Regions from separate parts of the Mus musculus genome. Here region 1 is linked to region 2. Evidence: chromatin loops called from intact Hi-C (ENCODE). Cell type or tissue: heart. All regions are shown on one strand. Links, peaks and the distances in the headings refer to the core of each region. The heading gives the core; the rest is flanking DNA. Region 1 has its middle 9.1 kb from the start of Gm31718. Region 2 overlaps Gm31718 (a long non-coding RNA gene).

Region 1 (5,378 bases), core at 161-5,160, 110 kb after region 2:
AATAGCCAACCACATGCTGACAAATGTGTCTGTCTCCTTGCAGGTGGACTGGGCTCTCACACACGTGAGGATGCATATCTGTCACTGTCTGAGTGTTCAGTGCCCACAGCTGTCTCCGGGCCCCCACTGCCTCTTCCTATGGCCTATGCCTCTCCTACACGTCCACCAGGAGGGCCATCCTGAGCCCACCATACAGAATGAGCCTCTCCATCGGAAGGCAGTCACAGGTCTTTTGTTTTGTCTCTTTCAGGAAGGCATCTCTGACTTGGAAAAGGAAGAGGAGGGAATTTAAAAAATTCTAGTTCATTTCCTGAGTCTTTCCAAATTGTCAGAAGCTGTGCCCAGAGGACAGAGAGGTCTCAGGCAGACCATGCGTGCCGAATGGAAATAAGTGCCTGTCCCCCAATGCCCTCTCTGTTTGAGCCATCTGCTGGAAAAGCTGACTTAGCAATCTGACAGCGCTGAGGGACTCAGACAGCAGTGGCTGTCCCTTCTCACCCAACCCCACCCCATCCTTTAAAAAAAAAACGTTATTGTTGTTTTTTGAGATGGGGCCTTGCTATATATAACCCAGGCAAGTCTTTAACTCCCACTGTGGTCCAGGGTGGCCTCAAATGTCTGCTCTAGCCTGCTGCCTCAGCCTCCAGAGTGCTGGATTCTGGATGGGAACCACACACACGGCACGAAGAAAGATTTTTTTAAGATGTACTTGTTTGTTTATTTGTGTGAGTACACTGTCTGTCCCTGTCTTCAGACACACCAGAAGAGGGCATCAGATCCCATTATAAATGGTTGTGAGCCACCATGTAGTTGCTGGGAATTGAACTCAGGAATCCTACTACCCACTACTACCTGCTACTCAGAAAGAATTGTCTCCAAAAGTCTATATGATGGAGCATGCATGATGGAGCATACATATATGATAGAGCACACATATATGATGGAGCATACATATATGATAGAACATATATGATAGAACATACATATATGATGGAGCATGCATAGATGATGGAGCATACATAGATGATGGAGCATGCATAGATGATGGAGCATGCATAGATGATGGAGCAAACACATGATGGAGCATATATATATAATGGAGCATACATATATGATGGAGCATACATATGATGGAGTATAGATGATGGAGCATACATATATGAAGGAGCATGCATAGATGATAGAGCATACACTTGGTATTTTTTGTTGTTGCTTCATTTTTTAAAATATTTTTTATTATTACGTATTTTCCTCAATTACATTTAGAATGCTATCCCAAAAGTCCTCCATACCCCCCCCCCACTTCCCTACCCACCCATTCCCATTTTTTTTGGCCCTGGCATTCCCCTGTACTGGGGCATATAAAGTTTGCGTGTCCAATGGGCCTCTCTTTCCAGTGATGGCCAACTAGGCCATCTTTTGATACATATGCAGCTAGAGTCAAGAGCTCCGGAGTACTGGTTAGTTCATAATGTTGTTGCACCTACAGGGTTGCAGATCTCTTTAGCTCCTTGGATACTTTCTCTAGCTCCTCCATTGGGTGCGCTGTGCTCCATCCAATAGCTGACTGTGAGCATCTACTTATGTGTTTGCTAGGCCCCGGCCTAGTCTCACAAGAGACATCTATATCAGGGTCCTTTCAGCAAAATTGTTGTTGCTTCATATGTGTATGTATGTGGCGTATATGGGCATATTCGTGTGGGCATGTGGACATATTCATGCACATGCATGAAGAGCCAGAAGTTGGTGCCCAGTGTCTTCCTCTATCACTCTGCACAGTTTTGGTTCTGTAACAAAGCTCATCAGTTCAGCTAGAACGGCATCCACCCCAGGCATCTCCCTTCCCCTGCTTCCTCCTCAGCCTCCATGCTGGGATCACAAATCTACACAGTCCTAATAGTGCCACTCCCTGAGCCAAACATATACAAACCATCACAGTCACCTTAGGTGCAGGCAGCTCAGCATCTCGGGGGCTGATTCTGGGACTGGACTTACTAGAGCTGCCTTTAATCCTGGGTCTCACACAACTATCTACAAACACACACAGCGTTTGGAGCAACCATCCCAGTTCCAGCTCTGTGGACAGAGATGACTCCGGTCCACAGTGTCCCCCTCCCTCTGGGAATGGCCAGCCATGGAGAATAACAGGAGAGAGGAGAGAGAGAGATGGTGGGGCCATCCTCCATACCAATGGCTGACTATGCTGCAGGCACCTTGCTGGGCTTTGGGTTTTTATGGCTGGTCCTAAGCTCAGGCATTAGAAATGTCAATCAGCTGTGTTCTTCACTTTGATTGTCATTGAAACTGCCAGAGGAGATCACAGGACCCTACCTGCCTCCTCCAGTCTTCCAGGTCAACCAAATGTTCAACCTGCTAGAGTCTCAAAGCTCAGACCACTGACCTGGCTACTGTCCTTCCTAGCTTTCACTTCTTCCAAGTTAGGGAGTTTGTGAGCGGGCAAGTTTAGCCTTATCTAGACCTCTCTACGGGTTGCCGTCAACAACAGGGACTCTGTTTCTGAGTCACATGGAACAGCTGACAGCTTGGTGCATCAACCCTTTTTCCTGTTAGGGGGCGCTTTGGAGATTCCCTTAGCCTGAGTTCCTGAGAGGCAGGCCCACCCTAGAGCACCTACCAGAAAATACCTGGGTTCTGTTCACAGATAAAGGTGTACCTCCCACCAGAGCAGCTTTCCAAAGGCTTTCTGGCCACAGCCTATGACATGACTCTTCTCTTAGAGTTACATTTCTACTGGCAAAGCCTAACAACAACAATGACTTCTGACCTTCTAAAATCGGCAGCAGAGAAAATGAACTGGAGCAGTAATGGGGGTGGGAAGCACTCCACAAAGACATTCTGTACCATTCACAACTTCTGTTTGTTGTTGGCTGGGTTCTTTTCCCCCCTTCTTCCCCTTTCCAAGTGTGTGTGTGTGTGTGTGTGTGTGTGTGTGTGTGTGTGTGTGTTTTCAAATGGCAGAAAATATTTTCCAGCTACACTGTGCTGGCATTGCCAAGCTCATGCTGATGCCAAGGTTATAAAAAGCAGCTGTGGAGAGACTTCACAGAAGGGCTTGTCCGATCAGCTTCCAAGACACTAACTTTCCTCTAAGAACCCCACCTTCTTCACTACGTACCTGAGGGGGACACATGTGTGGCCATATTACAATAGTTATGTGCAAGATACTTGAGTGGCAGGTCTTTATGATCCCTCAGTCCCCAAATCCTCACACTCAACTGAATGTGATGGCACACGCCTGTAATCCCAGCACTCAGGAGGTGAAGGCAGAAGGATCAAGAATTCAAGACTATGGCCATCTACAGACAGAGCAAGTTCAAAGTCAGCCTAGGATATGTGAAATACTCTCTCAAAGGTTCAAAAGTTTCTCCCTGCACCAAAAGAATCTCTCTCTCTCCCTCTCTCCCCCTCCCCTCCCCCCCCCTCTCAGACACACACACACACACACACACACACACACACACACACACACACCAAAAACTGTTCCAAGATTCCTGCTACAGTTGCCAGGAAGGCTCAGAAGGGCAGGATAAGTTTGGGCTGCAATGGTGAGAACACATGGTGGCCCTCATGGGCCAGTTCCCCTACCAACACCCCCTCTTCCTCCCTCCTCTGCATGTGAGTGTGTGTGGAAGTGAGTTCATCTGTGTGTGCACATGTGTGTGCATGCATGCATGTGTGTCCGGGCATGCATGTCTGTGTGCATGTGTGTGTGTGTGCATGTGTGAGTACCTGTGTGTGTATGCTTGTATGTGTGTGTGTGCATGTGTGTAGGTGTGTATATGTGTAAGTTCATCTGTGTGTATGTGTGTGTGAGAGTGCATGCATGTGTGTGTGAGTTCATCTGTGTCAGTGTATGCTTATGGGTATAACTTAACTGTGCATGTGTAAGTGTGTTCATCTGTGTATGTGTGTGTGTGTGAGTTAGTTCATCTGTGTGTGAGAGTGTGTGAGCTCATCTGTGTGTGAGTTCATCTGTATGAGTGTGTGTATGTGTGTGTACAAATGAGTTCATCTGTGCATGTGTGTGTGTTTAAGTGTGTTCATCTGTGTGCGTGTGTGGATGGAAGCCAGACACTGACTTTAGAGCCTTTCTCTACTGTGCAACACTTTCTCACTGAACCTAGACATCACTGCTTTGGCTAAACTAGCTGGGCAGAGAGCTCTAAAGCTCTTCTTGTCTTCCATGTCTCAGCCCCAGCTCTGGGGTCACAGGCATGTGACCCAACAAGCCCAGCTTTTTATATGGGTGTGGAAGATCTGTAATCTGTGGAAGATCTGAACTCAGGTCCTTAAGCTAACATAGCAAACACTTTACCTGCTGAGCCATCTCCCCAGTCCCAAGAAGGATGTTCCTTGCATGGAACCATGACTCTCCAGAACCCCCACTCCCCGACCCGGAGACTTCCCCCAGGTCTCTCACTCTCATTCAGTGATCAGCTCCAACTCCATCTTGCCTCATCCTGTCCCTCCCACGCTGTGGGACACCCTACACCTCATTGCTGCTGCTGCTCTGCAGTGAGATCCTACTCCCTCCCTCCCTCAGTTCCAGCCTAGTGAAGACAACAGTAACCCGCACTGTGGCTCTCCTGGGTGACTAATTGGTTAATCCTGGGAAGGCCTTTGAAGCTGAAACACCAGTGTGTTACTCACAGGCTGGAGGCATGAACTTGCCCTAGGCCAGGTCTGAGTCAGCAGAGAGTGGCCTCCCACCTCCATACAGGCTGAGCCAGCCAGCCTAGGTCCTGCTCAAGGTCAAGGCTGTCCTACAGGAGAGCATGGCAATGTAAACCAAGGGAGATAGTGAGGTCTTAGTGGCCTGTGTGGGGTGGCTGTTCTGAGCCTGAGAACTGGGCCCTGTTGAAGATCACATAGCACTCAGTCCTCAGCTCATGCTTCCAAGATAGCACATGCAGCAACCTTGGTCAGGACAATATTTCCTGGTCATCGTTTGGAGAAATATTTTTTCCCACAGCAAATTCCTTAGGAGCCACAGCCTATCTCCTTGCGATCTCCTTAGGTGGGAGGGCAGTGCTGTCAGCCTAAGTCTTGGGAGAAAGATGTGGGCAACTTGTGGATTCCCTCGGCCTTCTCACACGCATCTCTCTTGTGAGGGTGGAGGTGATGGCTGAGACCGGGCCTCACTCTTAAAACCAGGCTGGCCCTTGAACTCACTGTGTAGCCTAAGCTAACCCTTTACAATTCATTTGCCTCAGCCTCCTAGCATGCCTGGCCATCCCATCTGCCTATGGGAGGAAGAAACTAGTCAAGTGTGATGGTAGGTACCTATCATCCCTGCATTCAGAAGGTGGAAGAAGAGAGATCAGGAGTTTAGTGATAGCCTGGGCTACATGAAACCA
Region 2 (5,378 bases), core at 222-5,221:
TTGGCCCCAGAGACTTCACTCCTCCCCCCATTTTAATATTTATTGAATTGACAATACTAGCTGTATATATGAATGAGACATAACATGTTGCCATACCTGTATACATGGTGTAAAAATTACACCAGGGCAATTGGCCTACATATCACATAAAACATTTATCATTTCTGTGTACAAGAACCCTTGAAAACCTTCCCCTTTCTAAGCTACAATGTATCTCCTTTCTAAGCTACAATGTATCTCCTTTCTAAGCTACAATGTATCTCCTTTCTAAGCTACAATGTATCTCCTTTATAAAACAATGTATCTCCTGATGCATTGTTTTCAACCATAGTGACTGTAGCATGCTACAAAACATTAGAAGTGACTTCTCCCACCTGTTCCCTAGCCTGGTTAACTACCCTCTCCTTCCCCCAGCCCATAATAACAACCATTCTCCTCTCTGTTTCCTTGACACCAACTCGTCAATGGCCACGTGGGAAAGTGTGTGGTATTCCTGACCCTTTCATCTTTTAGACCTGATGGATAACATGCTGTTCTACTAAGAAAGCTACAGCAATACCTCTGAAGCTAGGTAGCTTGAACAACACGTTGAGGAACACGTATCATCTGAGATTAGAAGTCCAGGAGCACACTCTTGGCCGATGCTATTCCTTGCAAAGGCCTCTCTGTGGCTTCCAGAGGAGCACCTGCTCATTGTGTCCCTGTTGGGTGAGGATCCTGTGTGTGCTGGAGGTGGCTCCTGTCCTAGGAGCCCTGTACTGACACCCAAGGACCCTGAGGGCCTGGCCCAGGCTCCCCACCCTCTTGTGTGAATGCCATTCAGGTTTTTGTTCATTGTTGCCTGCCGGACAACCGGGAGTGTTTTCTTTGGAAAGCCCAGCGATCCTGCATGCTGCCCTTCCTCTGTCCCGAACAAGTGTTGTTTAATGGGCGGCCGAGATTGTTTTGGAGATAGGCGTCTTTTCGAAAGAGGAGGAGGCTGTGTGCCTTGGTTACTTTGGCCACCTTCCTTTGTTTTTTTTCTGGAAACTCCTCCTCCCCATGTGTGAAGACCGTAGGTGTCAGGGACCTGAAAAACAAACACTCATTCAGCATGCAAGAACCAGGCCCTGAGAAGCCCTGCAAGGCCTCACATCAGGGTCCTGAGGAGGCCCTGAGAGGGAGAGGGGAAGGCAGCAGAGCCTGGGAAAGTCACACCCTACAGTGTGAACTGAGTTTGCTGACTGTTTTGGGGACCTGCAGACAGGGGCCTGTGAATTCCAAACACAGTACACAGGCCTTTGGCTTTCCCTCAGGCCCCTTCCTTCCTGTCCCTCAGCCTGACCCTCCCCTCCTGGCAGGCCCTTCCTGTTTCGGGGAAGTTCAGCTTGTGGTGGAAGAATGGCCATTGTTCCTCCCTCCTCCTGGTCCCCTGCTCACATCCGGTCCCTGGTCTCTAAGTTCCCCTTCAGAACAGCCCAGACTTTCCTTCTCAAGAAACCTGTGAGACGAGGGCATTTCCTCCCTGGCTACCCCGGTTCCCACCCTCTGTTTCCAGTAGCCTTCAGGCCTGCCAGACCATCAGGCTCCCTGCTTTTCTGTGACCCGAGGCCCACACCTGTGACTTAACAGCTCAGTGTCTCTTTCCTCACATTCTACCTGTCCCAAGACATATTTACCCTAGGACCTCATGTGAAAAGGCAAAGGGCGAGTTCTGTCACCCATGCCCTCACCCTTTCAGGCAGGCATCAATCACCCGGTTGACAGGTGGCAAGTGCCTCATCTGCAGGCTGGCAGCTCTCTACCATGACATCATGGCCAAGTGAGCTCTGGGGCCTTTCCTACTGGGTGCCTTCTCTGTCTGCTACTTGATTCCCACTGCTCTTGTCTGGGAGAAACCTTTCTTTTGTCTCCTTACACTAGGGACAGACCCAGGTTCCCCCATCCTACTGCATGATGAATTCTTGGTCCTCTCCATATTTGCTGCTCAGCCTTCACCCTACTTTCTATGACTGACCATGCACACACAGCTCACAAAGAGCCAGGGTCCTCTCCAGTGTGTTCAGAGCTACTGTCATCCCGGGAGATACCGCTGACCCCCTCCCCATTCCTCAGTGTATTCAGAAATAGTCCCCTGAGCAGCTCATTTAGGAGACATTCACCCATGGATTTGTGTGAGCCCCTTTACATGTTGGGGCCTAGTTAACACCATCAACCCAAGGCAGGATGACCTTGGAAGAGCAAAGAGACAAGGCAGGAGTCATAGTGGGTATTCTGAAACTGTCCCCTTTAACCTCTAGAGACAAGATGTATCTGTGGCAGATTAGTGACTCCCCTCTGCTATTAAGGTACACATATATGTCACCTCTGCACCCACAGAGGCCAAGATGGGTCCCTGAGGTCTACATTCAGCCTTATTCCCCGTCCTGTGGATGCTGAAATAATCTAAGATAACACAAATCAAGGATTATAGCAGACTCTGCTACACCATTAAACTTCACTAATACACACACACACACACACACAGAGAGAGAGAGAGAGAGAGAGAGAGAGAGAGAGAGAGAGAGAGAGAGAGAGAGAGAGAGAGCAACTTTCCCTCTGGCCAAGATCTAACCAAATCATTATCTCTTCAGGCTGCAGTGAAGATTAAGTCAAAAGCCCTGTTGACTGTACATGCAGTAGCTGGCAGGTGCTCACAGGGAGCAGCCTGGCTGATCCTCGTCATTTGTCCTCCATGTCATGACAGTCCACACCAACGTGAGGGCTAAACACAGTCACTCTAAAGTTCCAAAGTGTCCCATGGCTATTATTAGGCTGTGACAGGCAGCAGAGCCAGGAGAAGTGACCTGGCTCAGAGGACCACAACCTCTGAACGAATGTCATCATCTCCCCAAGTTCCTGAATCCATTGCCACTAGGTTGGGACATTCTCTTCAAGGGCCAGCTCCAAAGCTGGGTTGTAGGAAGTTGTGCAATCGGTGAGGTTCGCTGGCAAGGGATGACTTTCATCTTTTACACATTGACCCTCATGTTCCTGGAAGCTAAACGGGATGAACGTTTTGTTCTTCCCCCAAACACCCCGCCCCTTCTGTCCTCTGTCCTTCAACCAAACCATGTGTGTGTGGCACCCACAGTTCTCAAGAGACCTGGCCAGAACCCCAATTGGCACTCACATGCCCCCTAGAGCATGCACACATACAGCTCCAGAGCTTTTTTCTTTTAAATCCTTACAGCTGACCATTCCCTGTCAGATCCATAGAAGCCAGAGTATAGGGACCAAGTTGCAGGTCATAAAAGGCATTGGCTGGACTACTCATTTCTCAGGGACAAAGGAACCAGTACCCTCTCAGAGGCCATGGTCCAAGGCAGGGAGAGAATGAGGAGCCATCCTTCCATTACCTTTAGGAGATGGTGATGAGCAGCTAGAGACACTTTTGTTTAGGTCATAGGCAAAGTGGTCTGGGTACATACAAACCTGCACCAGATGTAGTGTTCACAGGACTGTGGTGGGATGCCAATAACAGCCCGAGGTTGGTACTTGGCAAACATGGGTGAGTAGACGAGGGGAAGTCTGGGGAGCAACTCTGTAATGATGGCCGCTCACACTGTTGTGGCTGGTGGCTTCCTCAGTAAAACGTATTTGAGCAAATGGAGCTGCACTTTCTCCAAAATGGTCCCACATTGTCCCCTCTAGTCATTCCCCTTTAGCTTGGGACCTTTATTAGCTTAGCTTTCTGTCCCCAAATGAGAAACTATCCTGATTTTCTTCCTTCCTTCCTTCCTTCCTTCCTTCCTTCCTTCCTTCCTTCCTTTCTTCCTTCCTTCCTTCCTTCCTTTCCTTCTTCCTTTCTTTCTTTCCTTTTTTTTTTTTTTTTGGCTCTGTTATCCCTACACCCACTTGTCAAGCCTCTGACGATAAACTTCATCAAAACAGTACGCATGTATTACAACCTCTGTCCTAGAAAAAAGACATTCACTGGGGCCTATGTGTGTTTGCAGAATGGTTTCCAAATTTGACCTGTGTCCCCAGAGCTGAGATCACCAGAGAGAGCTGTTACTACATCTCTGTCTTCCCCCAGGCAACGCACAGAGGCCAGAACGCCATGTGCTGAGAGCCATGCCATCCTCCAACTCCTTTTGCCCTTGGGATCAATGGTCCCCAAAAGTGTGTGGTGGTTGGACACCAGAAATACAGTGTCCATGAGAGAGAAAATGAAGCTGGGGAAGGTCACTGCTGAGATCTGCCCCTAGTCCCTGTCCACAAAACCCTTTCCCCGTTGGAAGGCATTCCTCTGTCCAGAGACTGGTTCTGTAACTTTGTTGCAGTCAATCTCCAAGGCAGGAAGGACTCCTTTAGTGTGTTCTTTGTTTTTCTGCCATACCTGTACCATTTACCAACCTAAGGTGGCTTACCAGGCCTTATTCAATTTTCTAGTCTACCTTTGTATGAGTCGATTTTCTATTGTTATAACAAAAATACCGATGCCAGGGTACTTTATTTAAAAAAAAAATGTTTATTTCACACAATGTTGTTCAAGAGCATAGTGTCAGCTCTGGAAAAGGCTCCCTGAGCATGCCAGATCACAGAAGATGACATCAAGGGAAAATCACATGGAAAGACAGAAAGAAATGGGAGAGGGACCAGTCTTTCTCCTTTATTAAAAATCATCTCTCAAGAACCAAGAAGGTTATCAGGAGAACTACACTAATATCTCTCTCAGGCAAGACCACCGCTGACCACTCATCTCCCATTAGGTCTGGTCTGCAGGCTTGGGCAGTGAGTAAGTCTGGGGTGTGGGAGAGTATTGGAAGAGCTGTGGAGTCAGGCAGGGACTGGGTGAAATGATTAATCTCCATTGAAGAGCAAACTTCTAAAGCATGAACTTGTGTGGGCACACTCTGGCCATCATCCAATCCAAACACCCACCATTGTTGGCTTCTCTGTCCACTCTCAGCAAACCACCAGAATGTTCACATTCTCTTTATTCCCTAGCCAGCACCCCTCAAGGGCTCATCACCCCAGACTCAGACTCAGACTCAACCTCTTCCTCTCATCCTTCTCCTCCTTCTCCTCCTCCTCCTTCTTCTTCTCCTCCTCCTCCTCCTTCTCCTCCTCCTCCTTCTCCTCCTTTTCCTCCTCCTCCTTCTTCTCCTCCTCCTTCCCCCCTTCTCCTCCTCTTTTCTTCCCCCTTCTCCTCCTCCTTTTTCTTCCCCTCCTTCTCCTCCTCCTCCTTCTCCTCCTTCTTCTCCTCCTTCTCCTCCTCCTTCTCCTCCTCCTCCTTCTCCTCCTCCTCCTTCTCCTCCTTCTCCTCTTCCTCCTTCTCCTCCTCCTTCTTCTCCTCCTTCTCCTCCTCCTTCTCCTCCTTCTCCTTCTTCTCCTTCTCCTTCTTCTCCTTCTTC

What was found. A loop is a pair of places that touch in the nucleus more often than their neighbours do. Peaks named below come from ENCODE experiments on the same cell type or tissue, not always from the same donor. Only the 100,000 strongest peaks of a DNase experiment are listed, where the experiment ranks them.
Region 1: it touches region 2 in a loop (6-fold over the local background); 3 of 42 quality-filtered maps call a loop at or near these places.

The regions. Positions count from the first base shown.
Region 1 is chr8:126,914,796-126,920,173 of GRCm38, forward strand. No RefSeq gene overlaps it. Among named protein-coding and RNA genes, the nearest start is that of Gm31718, 9.1 kb to the left of the region's middle. In heart, for the core only: a CTCF peak has its summit at 2,578; DNase peaks (open chromatin) are centred at 456, 2,586, 2,976 and 4,676; H3K27ac peaks cover 2,585 bases.
Region 2 is chr8:126,804,645-126,810,022 of GRCm38, forward strand. It overlaps Gm31718 (a long non-coding RNA gene), which reads right to left. Exons shown (of 8, transcript XR_879375.3): 8 at 63-1,069. Among named protein-coding and RNA genes, the nearest start is that of A630001O12Rik, 42 kb to the right of the region's middle. In heart, for the core only: a CTCF peak has its summit at 3,155; DNase peaks (open chromatin) are centred at 937, 1,347, 2,147 and 2,927; H3K27ac peaks cover 2,901 bases.